Linked DNA regions of Homo sapiens: region 2 is linked to region 1. A link is a contact called in ENCODE Hi-C or POLR2A ChIA-PET data. All regions are on one chromosome and are shown on one strand. Each heading gives the region's core, a stretch centred on a gene start or an enhancer-like site at or near the end of the contact. The rest is flanking DNA. Distances are from core to core; before and after follow the strand shown. Region 1 overlaps GPRC5C (G protein-coupled receptor class C group 5 member C). Region 2 holds the start of MXRA7 (matrix remodeling associated 7).

Region 1 (6,803 bases), core at 3,377-5,876:
GGGGTTTCACCATTTTGGCCGGGCTGGTCTCGAACTCCTGACCTCAAGTGATCCACCAGTCTTGGCCTCCCAAAGTGCTGGGATTACAGGCGTGAGCCACTGCACCCAGCTGCTAATTTTTGTGTTTTTTATAGAGACGGGGTTTCACCATGTTGCCCAGGCTGGTCTCAAACTCCTGGACTCTAGCAATCTGTTCACCTTGACCTCCCAAAGTGCTGGGATTATAGGCATGAACCACCGTGCCCAGCAGCATTTAAATTTTCAGTGTTAGGTTTCCTCCAAGTACATTTAAAACTTTTGATTGGAAAAAAACTCATTGATTTGGTCTTTAATATTTCTTAACCTGTTAAATCCATTACCTCCACTTCACGTGGGAAAATCCAATTGGTATTGGGAGCAGGAGTTTGGTTTTCTTCTCTGGCACAGATCTGTGGCATTTGGTAGAGCGGCAGTCAGTAGATGGAGTGAAAATTACCTTGCTGGTGTTAATAAAAGCTAATTTTCTTGCCTTCTAGCTACAACGTCTTAAAGTCTTCTATTAAAGATTAATTCCTTTGGGTTTTGCATTGCCCTTGCCTGGTTCTTACTTTTAAAATGTTAATGCTCCGAAGGAAAATTTTTGCATTAAGTCATTAACTCCTTAGCTGGGGACTTCGTTTATTTCACCCTTGACTTCCGCTTCCGAGCTAGGCAAAAAATGGAGGATTCTGAACTGGAGACTTGGCACTAAAAGTGGGAAAATGACTGTCTCTTCATTTTTCCTGGCTGTTGGTTATGCCTGCTGCAGCTGCTTGTTAAGTCTATTGAATGAATGAATGAACACATAGCTGACTGGCTGTGGATTTAGGCCTCACAGGAATGGAGTTTAGGGGCATAGCAGCTGACCTCCTGAAGCCTGAAAGTCCCAGGGCAGAGAGGAGGTACTGGGTGGGTGGTATGCTTGGTCTTGACTTGTTCACAAGCCCCTTCATCCTCCACCGTGGCCGCCAGAGCTCAGGGAATATCTGAACCCAGGTTATGTTTGGTGGAAGGGAGGGAACTGAAAATTCAATGACAGGTTTTTCTTTTGCCATGGCTAGGAATAGGGCTGACAAATGGGCTTCATCTCATTTGCCTCTGTGGCCAGTTGAAATGCCTCTCAGGGGTTCTATGTTAAGAAGGATTCTGAGGTCCAGAGAGCCTCACGGTCAGCAGCTAGCACTATCTGCCTGGGTTTAGGTTGGGGGAAGCAGCACCATGTATATTGGAGTCTGATCTTGGAGGACTAATTTTGTCCCTTTTCCTTCTGTCTCTAGGGACCCAACCAGAGCCTGGCCTGGGAGCCAGGATGGCCATCCACAAAGCCTTGGTGATGTGCCTGGGACTGCCTCTCTTCCTGTTCCCAGGGGCCTGGGCCCAGGGCCATGTCCCACCCGGCTGCAGCCAAGGCCTCAACCCCCTGTACTACAACCTGTGTGACCGCTCTGGGGCGTGGGGCATCGTCCTGGAGGCCGTGGCTGGGGCGGGCATTGTCACCACGTTTGTGCTCACCATCATCCTGGTGGCCAGCCTCCCCTTTGTGCAGGACACCAAGAAACGGAGCCTGCTGGGGACCCAGGTATTCTTCCTTCTGGGGACCCTGGGCCTCTTCTGCCTCGTGTTTGCCTGTGTGGTGAAGCCCGACTTCTCCACCTGTGCCTCTCGGCGCTTCCTCTTTGGGGTTCTGTTCGCCATCTGCTTCTCTTGTCTGGCGGCTCACGTCTTTGCCCTCAACTTCCTGGCCCGGAAGAACCACGGGCCCCGGGGCTGGGTGATCTTCACTGTGGCTCTGCTGCTGACCCTGGTAGAGGTCATCATCAATACAGAGTGGCTGATCATCACCCTGGTTCGGGGCAGTGGCGAGGGCGGCCCTCAGGGCAACAGCAGCGCAGGCTGGGCCGTGGCCTCCCCCTGTGCCATCGCCAACATGGACTTTGTCATGGCACTCATCTACGTCATGCTGCTGCTGCTGGGTGCCTTCCTGGGGGCCTGGCCCGCCCTGTGTGGCCGCTACAAGCGCTGGCGTAAGCATGGGGTCTTTGTGCTCCTCACCACAGCCACCTCCGTTGCCATATGGGTGGTGTGGATCGTCATGTATACTTACGGCAACAAGCAGCACAACAGTCCCACCTGGGATGACCCCACGCTGGCCATCGCCCTCGCCGCCAATGCCTGGGCCTTCGTCCTCTTCTACGTCATCCCCGAGGTCTCCCAGGTGACCAAGTCCAGCCCAGAGCAAAGCTACCAGGGGGACATGTACCCCACCCGGGGCGTGGGCTATGAGACCATCCTGAAAGAGCAGAAGGGTCAGAGCATGTTCGTGGAGAACAAGGCCTTTTCCATGGATGAGCCGGTTGCAGGTGGGTCTCTGTGGATGCCCCCAGTGGCCCCTTTCTCCATCCCATGTCTTTTACTGCAGGACAGGGAGCCAGTCTCTTGAGCAAAATGGAAAGTTTTTGAGGTTTTCTGTAGTTTTCTGCCTAAGTGTCTCTAAATTCCATTTAATTTAAAGATTTTTTTTTTTCAGTTGGGCATGGTAGATCATGCCTGTAATCCTAGCACTTTGGGAGGCCAAGGCGGGTGGATCACTTGAGACGAGGAGTTCGAGACCAGCCTGATCCACATGGTGAAACCCCGTCTCTACTAGAAATCCAAAAAAATTAGCTGGGTGTGCTGGCTCATGCCTGTGATCTCAGCTACTCGGGAGGCTGAGGCGGGAGAATCACTTGAACCTGGGAGGCGGAGGTTGCAGTGAGCCAAAATCGAGCCACTACACTCCAGCCTGGGTGACAGAGCAAGACTCCATCTCAAAATAAATAAATAAATAAGATTTTTTTTCTATATTCATATAATTCATGCATACATTCTCACTGTAAAATTTCAAACATTACAGATAAAATGAAATTTTCCCCAGCTGCCTCCCCAGTCCTACCCGTCCCATCCTGTTCCATCCCCAGAAGTGACCACTATTGACTGATATAATATCTATGTGCCTTTGTTTCTCCATTTGTAAAATGGGGATAATGTCAGTACCTATTTCATAGGGTTCTTGTGAGGATTGAATTAATTAGTGCCGGCTGGGCGCCATGGCTCACACCTGTAATCCCAGCACTTTGGGAGGCTGAGGTGAGTGGAGCTTGAGCCTAGGAGTTTGAGACCGGCCTGGACAACATAGTGAGGCCCCGTCTCTACAAATAATTTCAAAAATTAGCCAGGTGTGGTAGTGCATGCCTATGGTCCCAGCTCCTCAGGAGGCTGAGGCAGGAGGATTGCCTGAGCCCAGGAGGTTGAGGCTTCAGTGAGCCGTGATTGCACCACCACATTCCAGCCTGGATGATCTCAAAAAAAAAAAAAATTACTTAGTGCCCGGCCCATGAAAAGCACTCTTGAAGAATTAGCTATTTGCTGTGTGTGCGTGTCTATTATTTTACATATTTTACTAATACTATCCTTCCAGAACTTGTTTTTCTATTATGTATGTATCCATAATCACCTTAGTTTTCTTTAAAAGGAAGTATTTTTCAGGTAATTTTTTTCTCTTTTTTTATTTTTTGAGACGGAGTCTCGCTCTGTCACCCAGGCTGGAGTACAGTGGTGTGATCTTGGCTCACTGCAACCTCCGCCTCCCGGGCTCAAGAGATTCTCCTGCCTCAGCCTCCCAAGTAGCTGGGATTACAGGCACGTGCCACCACACCTGGCTAATTTTTGTATTTTTAATAGAGACGGGATTTCACTATGTTGGCCAGGCTGGTCTCGAACTGCTAACCTCAAGTGATCCGCCTGCCTCGGCATCCCAAAGTGCTGGGATTACAGGTGTGAGCCACTGCACCTGGCCTTTTTCTCTTTTTAATAAAAGTATTTGGGGTGCCGTGTAGTGGTCTCAGCAGCGCCCTTGTTAGCTGTACAGCCCACTAGCATTTCCTCAGCACCTGCTCTGTGCCAGCCCCTGTGCTAATCCCCTTACCGATGTGGCCCATTGCACGCATCCCACCTGCTCTTCCTCAGCCTGCTGGCTGCAGCCCCTCATCTGACATGACCTGGAAATTTGGGGGTGCCATCTCAAAGTCCTGACCCTGCCCCCAGACTGTGCTGATCTGGAGGCCTGGGGGCTTCAGACTTTCTTAACTGCCCGGTTAACAAGCACCGGCTCTGGGGTCTCTGCTGGGAGGTCAGAGTCAGGCAGTGGAAGTTCCAGAATCAGAGACATTCCTTTCTCTTCTACACACTGTGAAATCCTCATAATCCCTGCTTTGGAGAAAGAGATGACCCTTGTCCTGCCGGGCACTTGATCTTTGATCTGCCCACCTGGGCTGAGGTGCTGGCCTCACCCCTGGGTGGCCCCTGTCACACGCACGGTGTGCATGGCGGGGGTGGAATTGGCAAAACCCACCAGAGAGGTGGGGCTTACAGACAAGTGCTGGGAGGAGCCTCAGGCCCCGCCCCCACACTGAATGCCGGTCGGGGCCAAATGGTTCTCAACCTTGGGGCTGAGTTTTTACTTCCTTTTTTTTTTTCTAAATGGAAAAATCAATAGAGTGAGCCCAGCCCCAGCACTTAGGAAACTCTATATAGGTTGCGGTCCCTCAGAACTGCAGGGCCGTCAGCCTTGCCGGAGCCAGACGTCCGCTGTGCCGTCCTCACAGCAAGGCCTGCTCCGAGGCCCCGGGGTGCGTCAGCAGCCCTCCTCAAACACCCTGGGAGTGCCCAGCAGGGCGGAACACACCGGGAAACCAACACCCCAAAGGCACAAGGAAGTATCCCTGGAGCTAAAAATAGTTCTGGAAACTTGCCAGGGGGCCACAGGCTGGGACGTGCGTTAAGGCTCCCTGGCCAGGCTCTGGGTTGGTGTAGTGGGGAAGGGGCGCCCAGGTCGGCCCTGGGAGGACATGAACAGGCTTAGGCCGAGGGCTCTCAGATGTATTTACCTCTGTGCCTGGCAGCTGGCCCGTGGTGACAGGCAGAGCTGGAGGCTGGCCATCTTGGAAGGCGGCCGAAGGCCCATGTGTCCTCTTGGCCTCTGGCCCCGGAGGGCGGATGGGGATGTGGAAGTTGCTGACAGAGCATTTTCTGAGCTGTTGGGTCAGGGGCTGGGGTGTCTACAGTGCAGGGAAGCTCAGCAGTGTTGTTCACTCCCATGCATCTGTACAAAGGGGTGCTAGGCTTGGGAGGGGGCCCCCGTGTTCACAACCTCACCCCCAAGTTGGCCACTCCTGGGTTAGAGACTATGCCAGGGTTGGCCTGCCCCCTTTACCTCTTCCCTGCCCCCAGAGAGCCTTGCTTGGTTTGTGGGAGGTGGGGAAGGGAGCTGAGAGCCCTGGGATCTTCAAACTGTTCCTGCTTTTCCTTGTAGCTAAGAGGCCGGTGTCACCATACAGCGGGTACAATGGGCAGCTGCTGACCAGTGTGTACCAGCCCACTGAGATGGCCCTGATGCACAAAGTTCCGGTAAGTGGGTTCCCCAGGTCCCCGTGACACGTCTGGGCTACAGAGACCAGCCTCAGCAGGCCAGTGGGAGAAGGCCATGTGGCCAGAGCTGGGTTGGGTGGAGGTGGTAAGGGGAAGGCAAGCTTCTCCATCTGGTGCTTTTACCTGGGGAATCCAGAGCCCCAGTTCTTAAATTCCTTGTCCTGGAGTCAGTGTACCCACCACCTTCAGCTGCACTGCAGTGGGACCCGCCCTGTGTCACTGGGGCATTGCACACAGGTTGTGTCGGGATGCTATAGGGAATGCTGGGTGAGCTCTCCCTGGTGGGAGCTGCCAGCTTTACCCTGGAGGGCTTGGGGAGGGACAAAGGAGGGTCTCAGCCAGGTGCTCCCAAAATAGACAGGGGTCCAAATGTCACAGGTCTGGATAGGTGTTTACTTCTCAACCACAGCTGTGCCAAGGGGGCCCACACTCTCCTCCCTCTCTGGCAGGCAGCAAGTCTCGACCTTACACCTCCCCCTGGGTTCTGGAAACTAGAAGCATCGTTAGCCAGGGGAGGGGGAGGGAGCAGGAAGACGGTGGGTTGGATTCTACTCACTCCTATATGTGTTCCTCCTCCCGGCTGGCAGAGGCTGTGGGGAGAGGTCAGTGACCCGTCTTGGCAGGACACTGGGAACAGGAAACAAGGAGGTCAGCTGGGTGGCGTTCTCATCCCCCTCCCCGCCCTCTCTGTGAGAGCCGCGGGGCAGGGGGAGGTGAGTGTGGCTGAAGCTTCCAATCCCAGCGCCTCCCCTCTCCCTGAGCCTGAACCTGAGCCTGGGCAGAGGAGAGCTTCCGGAGCACCAGGAGTGGAGGCTGCGGGCTGTCAGCTCTGGCGGGGAGTGGGCAGCCACAGAAGCCTTTGCTGAATAGCTTCCTTCACTGTTGCTGCACCTCACTCCCCAGCGCGTTTGGAGTCTGCTTCCTGGGGGATGATCTGGATTAACAGGGATATTTTATCTGACCGGTTCTCAAAACATGGTACCCGGACCACCAGCACTAGCCTCACCTGGGAGCCTGCTCAAAGTGCAAATGGGGGCCAGGCACAATGGCTCACACCTGTAATCCCAGTACTTTGAGAGGCTGAGGCAGGTGGATCACCTGAGGTCAGGAGTTTGAGACCAGCCTGGCCAACATGCTGAAACCTCATCTCTACTAAAAACACAAAAATCAGCCAGGCATAGTGGCACATGCCTGTAGTCCCAGCTACTAGGAAGGCCTTAGCCAGAGGATCCCTTGAACCCGGGAGGTGGAGGTTGCAGTGAGCACAGACTGTACCACTGCACTCCAGCCTGGACAACAGAGTGAGACTCTGTCTCCAA
Region 2 (6,347 bases), core at 1,191-3,690, 2.3 Mb after region 1:
GTGATCATCAGAAGAAAGCACTGGAAGCTCTTGGAAACGCTGGAGTCCACTTCAGGACAATTTGTTTTCCTTTCTTTTTTTTCTTGTCACTGACTCGAAGCTCATCAAGACAATTTCTAAGCAGCTTCTTAGGTTAATGCCACCACTGGGAGTGGGTGGGATGACACAATATCTGTGTCCCCACAGCACCTGGCTTAATGTTTGCAGGCAGGAGTTTTGGGGGAGCTTTGGCCAGCTCAGGAAGGCCTGGGGACTTGAACCCAAAGGGGAAGGGCACTGACTTCAATTGAATTCTCCTGTGGGGTGGGTTCTCTCTGGAGGGTGCCTTAGCGGGAGGACAGACACAAGCCTCAAGTCATCCTCACTGGCACCTATGTCATGGGGGCTGCCTGGCACGCGAACCCCCATACTGCCTTGTCCTTCAGAGCACCCATTCAGCTTCAGAGGACGTGCATTCACCCAGACAGTGGCAAATTATGCGAGTGGCCCTATTTAAACACCACTGAACCTATTCCTGTAGGTACCATGTGCTGAGAGCCGAAAGCCTTGTAGAAAGTTCTTTAAGCGCTGTGCCCCACAGGATTGAGCTAAGACAGGGCGCCGCTAAAGGACATTTTGCACTTCAGTCCAGAGCCTGGTGTGGGTGATAAAGGGCCAGCCCTGTAAGGCCAGGACTGACTGAGTGTGCATGACGGCTCCAGAACTGTCTAAAGGCCTCTCCTGCTCCCGCGAGACCTCGATGGAGGCAGGAATCCCAAATATGGGAGCAAACACAACAGATCAGCACATGTCCAAACCGCGCCCCCTCCACCATCACCGCGTGAGGTCTGGAAGCCCACCCCAAGCAAGAACGGCAGGGCCTGCCCCTGCTCCACCCCATTAAATGTGGCTGGTTAGAATCCTCTCTAATGACACAATTAGTCACCCACTTGTCAAGCAAAGCGCCTGCTCAGAGGGGGTCTGGCGCACTTACTCAGCAAAGAGAAATGCCTCTGAGCACAGCCTGGCTGCCTCCTCCTCCCCCGAAGGGCTTCTCTCCAGGGTAAACCATTGTGTCCAGCACAGGACAGAGTGGGCACGCAGACACGCAGGCACGCTGACAATGCGCATCCCGGCTCTCCTCCCTTCCAAGAAAAGGAGCTCAGGGGTAAGAACAAGGGATTACAATCCGACTCGGAGACCCTGGCGGTGGCCTGGACCGGCCAAGCGTGGTGAACTCCAGGGAACATGGGCACACAGTGTAGGGGCTGGGATGAGTGGATGAGGGAAATCCGACTCCTCTCAGATATCCACAGGCAGGACAAGGTGGCCAAGGCCGAGCTGATGGACAGCATGGCGGGAGGCCTGGGGCAGAGGCAGGGAGGGCCGCTTTGGGGTGCTCACTGGTGCTCCAGGAGGGCTTTATCCTGCATCTTCACTCCATCCAGGCCCAGCTTACCTACAACCCGGGGGAGTGGGGGTAGGAGGGTGTTAGATGTGTAGCTTGAAAACGACAATAAAAAGGACTGCTGGGATCGGGTGCCTTTTCTTTCAGTCCCAGCCCACGGGCTTCACAAAACGCCACAGCACTGACTCTGAAATCTGGACTTCAAATTGGCTGAAAAAGAAAAGCCAGCTTTCCTCCCTCGCCCCCCGAAAGTCCTACTTTTTAAACATCAAGATAACTCTCATGGCAGGCCTGGAAATAAGCCACAGGCACGTGGATTTGGGAACCGGTGGGCGGGAGGGGTCAGAAGTGGGTGAGGAGCAAAATTCCAAGCCCTGGTCCCGAGGCCTGGGAGCCAGCAGCTGCGGAGCACGCCCTGGGCTGGGAGAGGCCGAGGGGAGGGGAGAGCAAAACACCTCCAAACAAACTCCTTCGGGCTCGCCCCTCGCCACACTTTCTGGGGGAGGGCGGCGAGTTTGCGGGGCTGCGGCTTAGCATGGCGGGACCTGCATTTCCTGCGGGCCGCGGGTTCTGCGCTTCCTGGGGGCAGCCTGGGCTGGAGGCCGCGGCCCCGCTCCCTGGCTCGGCGGGGAACGGCAGCGGCAGCCGGAGCCCCGGGGGTGGGGAGGGGGCCGCGAGGGCCCCGGTGCGTACCTGCCTCGCCTCCACCGCCTGCTCCTCCGCCTCCGCTGGCGCCGCCGCGGGATCCCCTGGCCCTTCGGGCTCCCCCGGTCCCGCAGGCTCCCCGAGCTCCCCCAGCCCCGCGGGCTCTCCAGGCTCCTCCGGCCCCGCGGGCGAGGCCGCCGGCTCGGGGGCGCAGGGGCGGGACGGCGCCGGGGCCCCGGTGGCCTCGGCCGGGGGCGCGGGTTCCGGGGGCGCGCGGGCAGGCTCCGGGCTCGCGGCCGCCCCACGCCGCACCAGTAGCCAGGCGAGCAGAAGGGCCAGCGCGGTGGCCAGCGCAGGCAGCGCGGCCAGTAGCTCGGCCGGCGCCTCCATCGCGCCGCGGCCGCCGAGTGCGGGCCAGCTGGGACCCCGAGGGAGCCCGCCGCGCCCCGTCGCCGCGCCCGGTCGCCGCGCCCCGCCTCGGGGCGGAGCCCCCATCGCCGCGCCCCGCCCCCGCCCCCTCCGGCCCCGGGAGGGTGACGCACAGGCTGCGGGCGGGGGTGTTGAGGGGGCAGAGCCCTGACCACCTGGGAGGCACAGGAGGGCCAACCCCTGCCCGGCCTGGGCAGCCTTGACGCTTTGGGGCACAATTTAGCTCAGGTTCAATTTGAAATACTGTATGAGGTGCCCTTAGGTTGTCATCTTTGGCCTTAGTACGGCGGTTCGTCTTAGAGCATTTTGGAAATGTGGGAATGCAGAGAGACAAGCAAACCCGGGAAGCTTCATGGAAACGGCAGCCTGGATTGGCTTGTAAAGCAATCATAATGCCGGATTACGTTCAGCCACTGCCGTTTTTATAGGCATGTCAGGAGTTGCTTTTAATCCTCAGGGTTGCCTTAATGCACTTTCACAGAGGACATCTCCAGATCCCGGCCAGTGAATGCTCCCTTCGGAGCTGAGGCCAGCAGCCTTCAACACAGGCCTCCCTGTTAACAGTAACATGGCTCCCCCGCCCCTAGACCTGAAATTCAGCTGCAGGTCCTTGGTCAACGCTATTCCTCTTACCAGACTTTCTTCTTTGCACAATTCCAGAATGCATGCAGGGTGGGAGGGTACAATGAAGGAAATGAAGGCTATTGTTTTTGTTTCTCCAGATCCTCCCAGGCCTCTGTTGCTGAACAGTGGATTTTGAGATAAACACGTTGTAACCAAAAACATACTTTCCTACCACTCCCCACCCACTCTTTAGTTATTTTAAATAAACACAGGACGGGCATGTCAGGTATCACGCCAAACATAAGGCCTAATGTTAAAAAAAACACGGTTCCAGTTTTTGCTGAGGATGCCTTTAATACTTTTTTGGGAATATTACAGTGCCTGAGCTGATCTGTGATATAAACCAGATATTAGATGGAGTGCTTCTTTTTAAATGAAGATACACAAACGAGACCCCTCAGCAACAGGGAGAGCTGAATTCTGCTGCACTGCACGATATTAAGCGGGCCATGCACTTCCTTTTAGTGGTGGTTGATGAAAAGAGCCTATAAACTATAAAATGTGAAATAGGCTTTATCTACGGGCGACTAGCTTTTAACCACTGTGGAAGTTTCAGCCAGTGTATGGGCCTATTTTTTTTCTTTTGAGATGGAGTCTTATTCTGTTGCCCAGGCTGGAGTGCAGTGGCGCAATCGCGGCTCACTGCAACCTCCACCTCCCGGGTTCAAGCGAAACTCCCACCTCAGCCTCCTGAGTAGCTGGGATTACAGGCGCCCACCACCATGCCCGGCTAATTTTTTTCTGTTTTTAGTAGACAGGGTTTCACCGTGTTGGCCAGACTGGTCTTGAACTCCTGACCTCAGGCAATCTGCCTGCCTCAGCCTCCCAAAGTGTTGGGATTACAGGCGTGAGCCTCCGCGCCCAGCCAATTTTTTTTTTTTTTTTTTAAAGAGACAGGGTCTTTCTTTCTTTTTTTTTTTTTAAAGAGACAGGGTCTCACTATGTTGCCCAGGCTGGAGTGCAGTGGCTATTCACAGGCATGATCATAGCTTTCTGCAGCCTCGACATCCTGGGCTCAAGTGATCCTCCTGCCTTAGCCTCTTGGGCAGCTGGGATTACAGGTGTGCATCAATGCTCCTGGCCCAGGGCCTTAATTTTGTGCTCCATCCCATTGTTTTAAAGTGTAAATACATTTTTTTAAAGTCCTGTTCTGCTGACAAAGTACATTGTTGACTTTCAAATGAGTAAGAAAGAAAATAAGGACAAAACAATGCCAAAAACACAACTCCAAATCATGTTGCTTTATTTAAAATGATGAACAAGTTTCACCCAAGTGAAAGTTTAAAATACCAACCCAATAGCAGATCCACAGGCTTTCATGGCAGACCCCATGGCTAGACGGACGCAGAACTAGGAGACTGCTCAGTGTTCTGACAACTCCAGGAGGCACGAGTGTGCAGAAGACAGTCCCAGTTCTTCTGTAGCATCCAGTCACTTTGGAGACAGCTGGCCAGGGCTAGCTCTCCTCCCAGGAGGTTCACTGGGGCTTAGATGACATTTCTTTTTTTTTAAAGACAGAGTCTCGGTCTGTCACCCAGGCTGGAGTGGCTTGATCTCAGCTCACTGCAACCTCTGCCTCCTGGGTTCAAGTGATTCTCCTGCCTGAGTTGACCAAGTAGCTGGGACTACAGGCATGTGCCACCACACCTGGCTAATTTTTGTATTTTTAGTAGAGACGGGGTTTCACCGTGTTGGCCAGGCTGGTCTTGAACTCCTGACCTCAAGTGATCCACCTGCCATGGCCTCCCAAAGTGCTGGGATTACAGGGGTGAGCTACGGCGCCTGGCCGAAATTTCTGAACAATGAGACAAAGTTGAGAGCCACCGCCTGGGGGTGCAAGCTCACCTAGTTTTGCTGCATAGGATGTCACATCTTGACACAAGCTAGTGGGAGGGGAGTGTGGAAGAAGCCGCCAGACTCCACTTCAAATCTACCAGCAATACCAGTACACACATCAAAAACAACTTACTCGTGGAAATACTACAGACAATCTAAAGAACCTACAGCTGGGGCATCCTTATACGCCTTCCTCCTACACAGCATTTTTTACATTTACTGCAAAAATTTTGTTCCATCCTATACTCGTCTAAAGTCCTAAATCCAAGGCTCAGTCTCTAGTAAGCTTATAAAGCATTTGCACCAGCAACCTTCCCACAGATCCTTAGTTTTGCTACTTTATGAAGAAGCTGTTACTACCTTAAGTATACATTGGTGTTAATTATGCTCTTTCATGTAGATCCGTTACACCTGCATTTAAGAAGGTCTGCACTTTCTTCTACCTGCCCTCACCAGCGGCCCTGTGAACAGCCGCAACAGCCGCACATTCACTGTCCATTAAGCTTGTGGAGCTTGTCAGGGACCTGGGCTTGTCACCGTTATCTCCAGCACCTCAAGAGCAGTGCCTGGCCCTCAAACACCTATTGAACGCTTGAATTATTAAGACACGGACAGCTGCAAGAATACAGCAAAATGTGAATGTCCCTCTTTTCAGTGGCTCTCCCCTCAAGGATGTCACCCTAAACATCCCAGTACCACTAATGGCAGAGGCATGTGTGTGAAGCATGGATTCTTCCAGCTGATGGTGAAGCCTCATCCCCAAAGACCCAGGGTCCTCCTGATGTTCTAGGTCCCCAACTCTTCTCTCTCCCACTCTGGTCCTTCCATCAGAAGTTAATAATCCAAGATCCCTTCTTCCAGGACCCAGCTCTTTGGTTTTAAGATCTGCTGTCATCTTGGAGAATCATCCCTGAAAATAATCTAACATTATCTCCTTCACTTTACTGTTGTTGGCACCATTCAATGGAGTAGCTCACGCCAGATGGGAAGAGGAGTTAACTTCTGAACAAGTGGTCTCTGGGTACCCACTCTTCCTAGTCTACCTTGGCCACCCGCCACCACTCCACTCCTTTTCCACACACGGTTTCCCCACCTTGCCCCTGTTGTGCTTACATAACGGACAGCCTGGCTAGCCCACAGAGACAGTAACGGGGGTTGGGGAATAGGGCTGCTGAATCCCTGGCCTGGCAGGAATAAACAAAGCATGTCCCAGGAGCACAGAATCTGTACTATCCAGACACTGTACTATCCAGAGCTGACTTGGGCCTATCAGATATGTTATTCCCCTCATTTCTGGAATACTGTTATCAAACAGGAATCAACTTTAGCATCTGGAGAAAGAAAACTGGGTGGCTAATCTTTATTTTCTAGATTATTATTTTTTTGAGAGATGGGATCTCACTATGTTGCCCAGACTGGTCTTGAA

Evidence for each region. A loop is a pair of places that touch in the nucleus more often than their neighbours do. ChIA-PET counts read pairs that join two places held with the same protein, here RNA polymerase II (POLR2A). Pooled maps may share reads with other maps.
Region 2: a map of gastrocnemius medialis shows a loop between it and region 1 (8-fold over the local background). The contact joins the promoter of MXRA7 here to the enhancer-like site in region 1. A Hi-C loop is called at or near these places in 1 of 168 maps with a recorded cell type or tissue (gastrocnemius medialis) and 1 of 50 pooled maps. POLR2A ChIA-PET finds 5 or more read pairs at or near these places in 1 of 52 experiments (K562).

The regions. Positions count from the first base shown.
Region 1 is chr17:74,438,450-74,445,252 of GRCh38, forward strand. It overlaps GPRC5C (G protein-coupled receptor class C group 5 member C), which reads left to right. Exons shown (of 4, transcript NM_022036.4): 2 at 1,296-2,378; 3 at 5,369-5,463. The coding sequence starts at 1,328. Among named protein-coding and RNA genes, the nearest start is that of GPRC5C, 9.8 kb to the left of the region's middle. RefSeq lists enhancers at 4,610-4,729, 5,772-6,316, 6,317-6,803. Within about 2 kb of position 4,627, at least 30 of the 41 ENCODE cell types and tissues checked have a DNase peak (open chromatin) inside an H3K27ac peak, as active enhancers do; they include gastrocnemius medialis, where a contact is called at or near this core.
Region 2 is chr17:76,708,525-76,714,871 of GRCh38, forward strand. It overlaps MXRA7 (matrix remodeling associated 7), which reads right to left and starts at 2,441. Exons shown (of 4, transcript NM_198530.4): 1 at 2,081-2,441. The coding sequence starts at 2,422. It also overlaps a transcript of JMJD6 not described here. RefSeq lists a silencer at 2,463-2,672.